Regions from separate parts of the Homo sapiens genome. Here region 2 is linked to region 1. Evidence: chromatin loops called from intact Hi-C (ENCODE). Cell type or tissue: CD4-positive, alpha-beta T cell. All regions are shown on one strand. Links, peaks and the distances in the headings refer to the core of each region. The heading gives the core; the rest is flanking DNA.

Region 1 (4,410 bases), core at 240-4,239:
TAATATGAAAATTTTACCATGTCTGATAGACCAGATTACATTGGGAGTGTCGGGGAGGAAAGGGGAAACAAACTAACCAGTTAAGGAATGAAGGCAGTACTTTCCCTTCAAGTAAAGACGGGAACAGAAAACCTAGTGTAAGGAAAAAGAGATAGCCTGAGATCATTATCTGTCTATCAGACGTATACATACAGGTTGCTAGATCAGTATCTTTTAATTTCACATTAAGCACACTCTCTTTGAGGAAGGAAAGTCAGTGTCTAATGATGTGAAGGCCAAAGAAAATGTCATAGTGCCCAGAAGTGGTTGCTGCTTTTAATTGGTATTTGTCATTTTAAAATGCTTTGTTAGGAGACAAGATTATGAAGGCTGTTGACATCAATTCTTGCCGGCCATATGCCTTTTATTGGGTTAGGAAATGTGCCATCACCTTTCAACAAACATTTACTTATTGTGGTTCGCTAAACTCGTAAAACTATTGTTAAAATAAGGGTTAATTTAATATTTCAGACAAGGAAGAGAAATTATATCCTTGTGGAATTTTAACCAAAAATTGATTTGAAATTTCTACATAAAAACATAATTTCAGTTTTTTACTTGCTTTACGTTTTATACCAAATTTGAGAAGCCTCACAGTTTCTTTTGGTTTCTGTTTGTTGTTTTTGTTTTTAGCAGATGGCCCATACCTTCAAATATTAGAGCAACCTAAACAGGTAAGATTAAAGGGGTGGGACTTTAAATGTTAGATTCCAGTGTCTAATATTGAGATCATAAGCACTGAAGAATAGTAAATGAGTTCTATGAAGGAAGTAGTTTATCTGAAAGATCAACAACCTGACAAATTATGTAACAGCTTTATTCATTCACTTTACATTTCTCTTACTCATTGTTCACACTGTCCTGAGCCTCAGTATGTAGTTCTGTAAAACTGCAGTTAATTACAGTATTAGAATTACAGTTAATTACAGTATTCTGCTGTCTCTACCAGCTTAACTTACCAGCCACTCCCAGGAAAGGCAGAGGTGATTTCCATTCATTTTCATTTATAAGGAAATACGTATGCATACAGTTCACATGCACTGAGCGATATCCATCTATTATCCTTGCACATGTAGTACCTCTTAGCCTTCCTCCTTCCTTTGGTAGCCCCAGCCTTTTCTGTGCTGCCTTTGGAACATGTAACCTAACATACTGAAAGTACCAGTGGGAAGTAAAATGTTAGAATGAACTATTGAATTCTCTTCCCTCTGGTGTCAGCCTCTTTGGAGTCAGGAGAGGAACATTTTTTCAGGTGCTTCCCCTTACCACTAGAGTCTGTAGAGAATAGCTCAGAACTGAAATGGCCTCCTCACTGTATCCAACTCTGTGGATATTTATAGGAAATTGGATGGGACCAATGCTGTGAAAGAGAAAGAAAGGCAATCTTTAATGTCTGCCTATAGGAGGTTTCAGTTATTAGGGAATGGAAATAATGGTGTAGTTCCCCACAGAATGAGGACAGTCAGTAAATCTTTGGATGGATAAACTAATCACATTTGTGTGTGACTGAGGATATGGATACCTGTCCTCTTGCAGCTGTATTACCCAATACATTTTCTAAGTATTCTTTTCATTAGCTCAGGTGAGTGAAACACTTTTGCATTTTGTAACATTTAACACATGCTAACTAGGTCACAAGCTTAAATAAAGCATCCACTGCGTTGTGGTTTCCAGAATCGTGACATTATATATGTGTTATATTTGGTCAGCATTTGATATAAATGTCTTAATGATTGCTGAACAGGCTATCCTTATAAGGTTGAAATTAGATGAAAGTTTTTGCTGTGGGGGCAAGAATGCCACATGAAACTTTGGGGCATGGTTCTAGTTCTTGCAGGTGTCACATCCTGACTCCTCAGGTTGCCAGTAACACTCCATTGCTCTACCTCCATGTTCAACTCTTTTAAGCAGTTATTTCTCAGAGAAGGTCATCAATTCCCAGTGAAATTTTATCCCTTAAAGTTCTGTGGGCTCTGGCATCCTGGAAAATTTCCCAGCTTTTAAGATCTAGGTAGTCTATGAAACAGAAATCAACTGAAATTTGTCTGCATATGCCAAAGTATTTTTTCCAATATCATTTTCATAAGCATAGCACTACAATAAGAATTTTTAAATGTAATTCCTTATTATGGATCCAACAGTTATAAGGAAAAATTGGCATTTATGATTTACCTGAAGGGTTAATGTAGTTCCAAAATTCAAAATTTAATTCATATAAAAGCTTATGTGAGTAAAACAATGTGTTTACCAAAGTGATGCTATTTTGATATCTGAATTCAGTGAAAGTAAGAAGGTTGTATTCAAGTCAGACTTTCTGACTGAATGGATGTAGCCTTGCCTTTGAGGTTGATGACTCATTTTAAGCAAATGGAGTTACTGAGATGAGTGAATGTGGATTAAAGGCAAAATTTTGATCTCAGAAATTTAGAATCAGAAATGCATCCAGACAATGCATTTGACGACATCTTCCTGAAAACAGTTGTAAATTTTCATCCTCAGATTAAAAACTTCTGAGGATTTAGATACTCGTATGTAACCATGAAAAATATCTATTAAGTATTGTCTATTTGACACCACTCCCAATAAGATATAAACACATACGTGTCTATATTTTTCCAACTGTCCCAAAGGAATTTTGTGATTAAAGATAATGAATTGTGTGTGTGTGGTTTTGGGGTTTTTTTTGTTTTTTTTTTTTAAGTTAGAAAAAGATTCTTTTTTCTTTGGGACCTCTTAGCCACAGATTTTCCCCAGCTCTGACGGAGATGAGTCATAGCATAGACTACTAATTTTTAGAACATCCAGTTCTGTTGCATATTAATCAGTGTTAATTAACTAATACTGTTCAAAAACTCAAGTTGTGTTTAAATTAGCAGTCAAGTAAATCTCTATTCTTATGGTTAGCTAATTCTGCAGGCTATTATACATGTGTTGTTTTTTTCATGGTTTTAGAAATTTCATTTAATTATTTAAAAAACCAACAGTGTTTGCTTACAAAAGGCATAGGGCTGAAATTGTAAATTATTTTTAAATATGAATTGTGTGAGAATCAAAACAAAGGAATTACCTCTGAAACTTCATCTCCAAAGGCTTCCCTTGTGTTTAGATCTGGAATCTCCCAAGGAATTGTTTTAGGTCTCACTGTGATGAGTTGATCATAAACTTTAGACATTTGTGTGCATTAAGGAAATTTCCCAGACCGGGGAATTTACTTTAGGCCTTACTTATCTGGTAAATGTGTTTGAGGACTGATCTTTGGAAATCAGGAAGTTTTTGGATAATATAGGAACAGTTCCAGATGCTTCCCAGAGATTTAAATCAGTTCAAGGCACCTGGACTGCTCAGAGACTGCAAGACCCTACTTGGCATAATGAAATGTAGTATAGTCTAAGTAGTGCATACGTTTTACATTTGTTCATGAGCTCAAAGCTGTCAAAATCTGCATGTTTGCTGGGGTTCCACAATTTAATGAGTAAGGGAGTGAACCCCCACCAGCAGCTAGTGGGTGTGATGAGCTGATGGGCAGATGATCTAGTGCTGTATATGCAGAGTTGGTCCCACAATAGAAACAAAAGGTGAGAATGTTCCTTAAAAAATCTTAACGTATTTTCTTTTCACCAAAAAGTGAATCTGTAAAAAGAAAATCATCTGCTTAAGCGACTATGTGGTTATAAACTACTAACACTACCACAAATTGATTGACATCATTATAAAGTTGAATCAGGAAATACAGCGAAACCTCCCTTAATATGATGATGAGGTCATAATTATCCTTGTTTTATTCTTTGTATACAAATATGAATAAGTTAACTTTATAAATCATAAAAAGTTAGAACTGGAGTAGACCTTAAAGATGGTCTGGTATAATCTTCCCTTTTGTACAAATGAAAAAATATGACACTTCTTAGGTGTTTATCAGCCCACAGTAGTTTATATAGTGAAGGCTTCCAGCTAACTTCATTAATTAACTATATCTATAAAATTTCTGGGTTAGATAGTATTTAAGGGAACTACCTAGTTTTGGAATCATTCTGGTAGGTTAATATTCAATCTTGAGCTTGACCATATTAATAATCATAAAAACAAAAATCTTATCCTCTGAAATGCTGAGAGAAGCTTAACAGATGCAGGGTCTAGCACAGGGTGTGTTCTACAACGCTGAAACAGTATATCTAAATAAACATGTCTGTAGTCCCTGCTGAACCAGCTGTAATCAGAGTAGATAAAGGAATGTCTTTAAGTAAGAGTCAAGGAAGCATAACTTTTATTAATATGGTACAGTTCAGAGCTTGGCAGCAGCAATTTAAGACAAGGAAGCTCTGACTAGAACAAGCCGTAACATGTTAAGTCTAAAGCCTAAACTCTTCAGCA
Region 2 (4,410 bases), core at 228-4,227, 64 kb before region 1:
CTCTACCTACTTGCAAGATGTAGGTATATTCCATTTCAAGAGGAAAAACAATAAAATACAAACAGATCAAAACCACTCATACTGGCCATGAATTGTGAATGGTGTTATTATTATTTGAATAACCTTAAAAAACTGTCAGGCTTAGTTTTCAATGTTATGAGTTTTTATCCTCTTCTGTGTCTTCATAAATATACATATATTTTGAGACAGGGTCTCACTATGCTGTCCAGGTTGGTCTTAAATTCCTGTGCTCAAGCGATGCTCCTGCCTCAGCCTCTGGAGTAGCTGATATTATAGGCATCCGTAAATATTTTTGCAAGGAATTCAGAGAGTTACTGAAACAATACCTGCTAGCCAGATGCCATTTAAATTTAAGACTCTTGCTCAATATTTAAAATAATACTGAAAAATTAACATTTTATTTTTTCTTCTTATCATTATTGTTGTTGTAGTTCTTGCTGCAGAGTAATAATCATAGCTATGACTTGTTGAGTATTTTTTTTAAATCAGGCAGGCATTGTGAGCACACTGTATGAACTTTTTCTAATTCTTGTAATATCATAATTACTAATCTCACTTTCCATAAAGAAATTGAAGTTCAATGAGTTTAGATAACTTGCCCAAATCATACTGCTATTAAGTTGTAATGCTAAGCTCATAATCAAATGGCTTTGACTCCAATCCCATCCCTGTCTCACATGATGATACCTCACCCAGCAAAGGATTCTATGGCTATAGGAACACAACTGCCGTCATTCCCATTGAATTTTTTCTTGCATGTAAATTTCAGCACAACAAGCGTTTTTTTTAATAGTACAACCTGCACAAGTTGCCAACAAATCTCACTAGTAATATACATGGGAGAAGAGGAGACAGCAATTGATAATACAACTAAATCAGGTAAATCAATACAAGATTTTTGATCTAGCATTAATGTCTGCACAGATGCATGTTTGATGTAAGCCTGTAATGCTGGTTCTGGTAGTAAAACGATAGTATTTTTTCAATTCATCATGTAATTAAATGAGGTATTTCCTGCAACCAACTTCCTTCCTTCAGCAGGATTTAAGCTTTTTGATGAAAGGATGTTAACTGTTTGAGGGAGCAGAGTTTACTATCCACATCCTTTCAGTTAATACCCAGATTTAGAATTATTGAGAACAAATGTTTGAATCATCTCTATAAACTATAAATTAGATAATTCTATAAAATAATTGATTTTAAAGGACCAGATCTTTAACTCTTTACCACATTTCTCTTCCTTGTTTTTTCTTTTTAAATCTAAACTCTAAACAGCATGTAAAGTATTGTAAGAGCTTGCATTTCTACCTCAAATATGCCATAAAGGGCTCTATAAAAAAAGAGGCTGAAAATATATACTCCACTTTAAAATGAGTACACACATAGGTTGTTCTGAATCGCAGTTGGTAGGTCTTTAGAGATAAAAGTTATTTTAATGGGTTAAAGCCTCTCCTTTCACCTATGACAAAACTATAATCTGTGGTGAGGGATGTCAAATATATTGGTAAGGTGCTATTACCACAGACCCTGCAGACAACAAAAGGTAATAAGGGAATACTATCAACAACTCTACACACAAATTTGGCAACTTAGATAAAATGGATCAATTTCTTAAAAGTGCAAACTACCACAACTCACTCAGTATGAAACTTTGAATAGCCAAATAACTACTTACAAAATTAAATTCATAATTTTGAGACTTAAAAAAAGAAAAGAAAGAAATCTCCAACCCCAGAGAGTTTCACTGGAGAATTTGAACAAAGAGCGAAAGAATTAGCCCCAATTTTACACAATTTCTCCAGGAAATAAAAGAAGAATGAATGCTTCTTAATTCATTTTGTGAAGGTAGTGTTACACTGATACCAAAACCAAAGACAGCACACACACACACACAACACACAATGAACTATAGACCAATATCTTTCATGAATATAAACATGAAATATTTGGAAAATAGATTCAGTAATATCTAAAAAAAATTATATGCTATTACAAAGTGTGATTTATCCCTGGGATGCTAGACTGCTTTAATATTTAAAATCAATCAATGTAATATGTCATATAAAAATTACATGATCATATCAACTGATGAAACAAAATCATTTGGCAAAATTCAACACCCATTCATGATTTTAAAAAAACAACACTCAGAAAAATAGAAATACAGGGAAGTTTTCTCAATTTGACAAAGAGCATCTGTAAGAAAACCTACAATTTCCATTATACTTAATAGTGAAAAACTGAATTCTTTCCCCCTAAGACTGGGAGCAAGGCAAAGATCCCACTCTCTCCACTCTTATTCAACATAGTGCTACAAGTTCTAGCCAGCGCATCATGGCTAGAAAATGAAATAAAAGGTATACAGACCAAAAAGAAAGAAAGAAAACTGTTTCTATTTGCAGATAACATGATTGTTTACATAGAAAATCCCAAGGAATCTGTAAAAAGAACTCCTAGAACTAATAAATGAGTTGAGAAAAGTCACAGGGTACAAGATATACATTCAAAAATCAACTGTTGTGGAGCACAGAGGATTGGGGGCAGTGAAAATATTCTGTATGATACTATCTTGGTGGATCTATGCAATTATACATTTGTCCAAACCCATAGAATGTACAACATTAAGAGTGAACCTTAATGTAAACTACGGACTTTGGGTGACGATGTGTCAGTGTAGGTTGATCAGTTGTAACAAATGCACCACTCTAGCCGGGATGTCAGTAACAGAGGAGCCTATTATGCATGTGTAGGAGCAGGGGGTATATGAGAAATCTCTTTACCTTCCTCTCAATTTTGCTGTGAACCTAAATCTGCTGTGAAAAAAAAATTGTCTGTTTAAAAATTAATTTTATTTCCATATATTAGCAATGAACACTGAAATTAAAAATATGATATTTACAATCACTCAAAAAAAAAGAAACAGGTGTAAATCTAACAAAACATGTATAGGATTTACATGCTGAAAACTATAAAATGCTAAAGAAAAAACTCCAGAAGATCTAAATAAATGAGCAGCCAATGAGGATTGGAAGACTCAACATAGTAAATATGTCAGTTCTCCCCAAATTGATATACAGGTTTAATATATTTCCTATCAAAATCCCAGCAAGACTTTTAATAGGTACAGAAAAAATTCTAAAATATAACAAAAATATAGAGGAACTAGATAAAAAAGGACAAATTATTCCAAAAATTATATATGGAAAGGCAAAATAATTAAAATAGCTAAAAAAAACTTTGAAAAAGAATTTTAAAAACGGGAAGAAACAGTCTACCTAATTCCGACATTTTATAGCTATAGTAATCAAGATTGTGAGTTATTGTAAGTAAGACAGATATATAGATAAAGGGAACAAAATAGAGAAACCAGAAATAAATTCATAAATTCACAGAAATATGCCCACTTGACTTTAGACAAACGTGCACAAGCAATTCAATAGAGAAAAGATAGTCTTTTTTTATTTTTGGACACAAAGTCTCACTCTTTCAGCCAGGCTGGAGTACAATGGCAGGATCATGGCTTACTGCAGCCTTAACCCCCCAGGCCCAAGCAATTCTCCCACCTCAGCCTCCTTAGTAGCTAGGAATACAGGCACACACCAACATGCCTGGCTATTTTTTAATTTGTTGAGAGACAGGGTCTCACTATGTTGCCCAGGCTGGTCTCAAACTCCTGGGTTCAAGCTATCCTCCCACCTTGGTATCCGAAAGTGTTGAGATTACAGGCATCAGCCACTGTGCCTGTCCTTAAGATAGCCTTTTCAATAAATTGTTCCAGAACAATTAGATATCCATAGGCCAAAAAAAAAAAAAAAAATGAACCTTGACCAAAGTTAAAAATTAACTCAAAGTGGATCATGCACTTGCATGTAAAATGTAAACTATAAAACTTAAAAAAAACACACACAGGGGAAAATCTTTGGGATCTAGGGTTAGGCAAAAAGTCCCTAGACTTGACACCAAAAATATGATCTATGAATGGAAAAAAATGATACATTGGACTTCATCAAAATATAAATCTTTGGCTCTAGAAAAGACTGAGTTAAGAGGATGAAAAGTCAAGCTACAGGCTGAGAGAATATATTTACAAATCACATGGCCACCAAAGGACTAGTATCTGGAATACAAAAAGAACTCTCAAAACTCAGTGTAAACACTCAATCCAATTAGAAATGAATGAAAGTCATAAATGGAAACTTCACTGAAGAGGATAAATAGATGGTAAGTAAGCACATGAAAATATGTGCAACTTCATCAGCCCTTAAGGCTGTGTGAACTAAAATCACAATGAAATACCACTGCATACCTATGAGAACAGCTAAAATAAAAAATAGTGACAACACCAAATACTAGTGAGGGTGTGAAGAAACTGGATCACTCAGGTGTCAC

Evidence for each region. Peaks named below come from ENCODE experiments on the same cell type or tissue, not always from the same donor. Only the 100,000 strongest peaks of a DNase experiment are listed, where the experiment ranks them.
Region 2: a loop joins it to region 1, with 6 times the contacts of the local background. A loop is called at or near these places in 1 of 110 quality-filtered maps.

What each region holds. Positions count from the first base shown.
Region 1 is chr4:102,533,173-102,537,582 of GRCh38, forward strand. It overlaps NFKB1 (nuclear factor kappa B subunit 1), which reads left to right. Exons shown (of 24, transcript NM_003998.4): 4 at 673-713. Among named protein-coding and RNA genes, the nearest start is that of NFKB1-AS1, 33 kb to the left of the region's middle. In CD4-positive, alpha-beta T cell, for the core only: no CTCF peak of the experiment used is centred there; a DNase peak (open chromatin) is centred at 2,379.
Region 2 is chr4:102,468,964-102,473,373 of GRCh38, forward strand. All of the region lies in intron 1 of NFKB1-AS1 (NFKB1 antisense RNA 1), which reads right to left. Among named protein-coding and RNA genes, the nearest start is that of NFKB1, 30 kb to the right of the region's middle. In CD4-positive, alpha-beta T cell, for the core only: no CTCF peak of the experiment used is centred there; no DNase peak of the experiment used is centred there.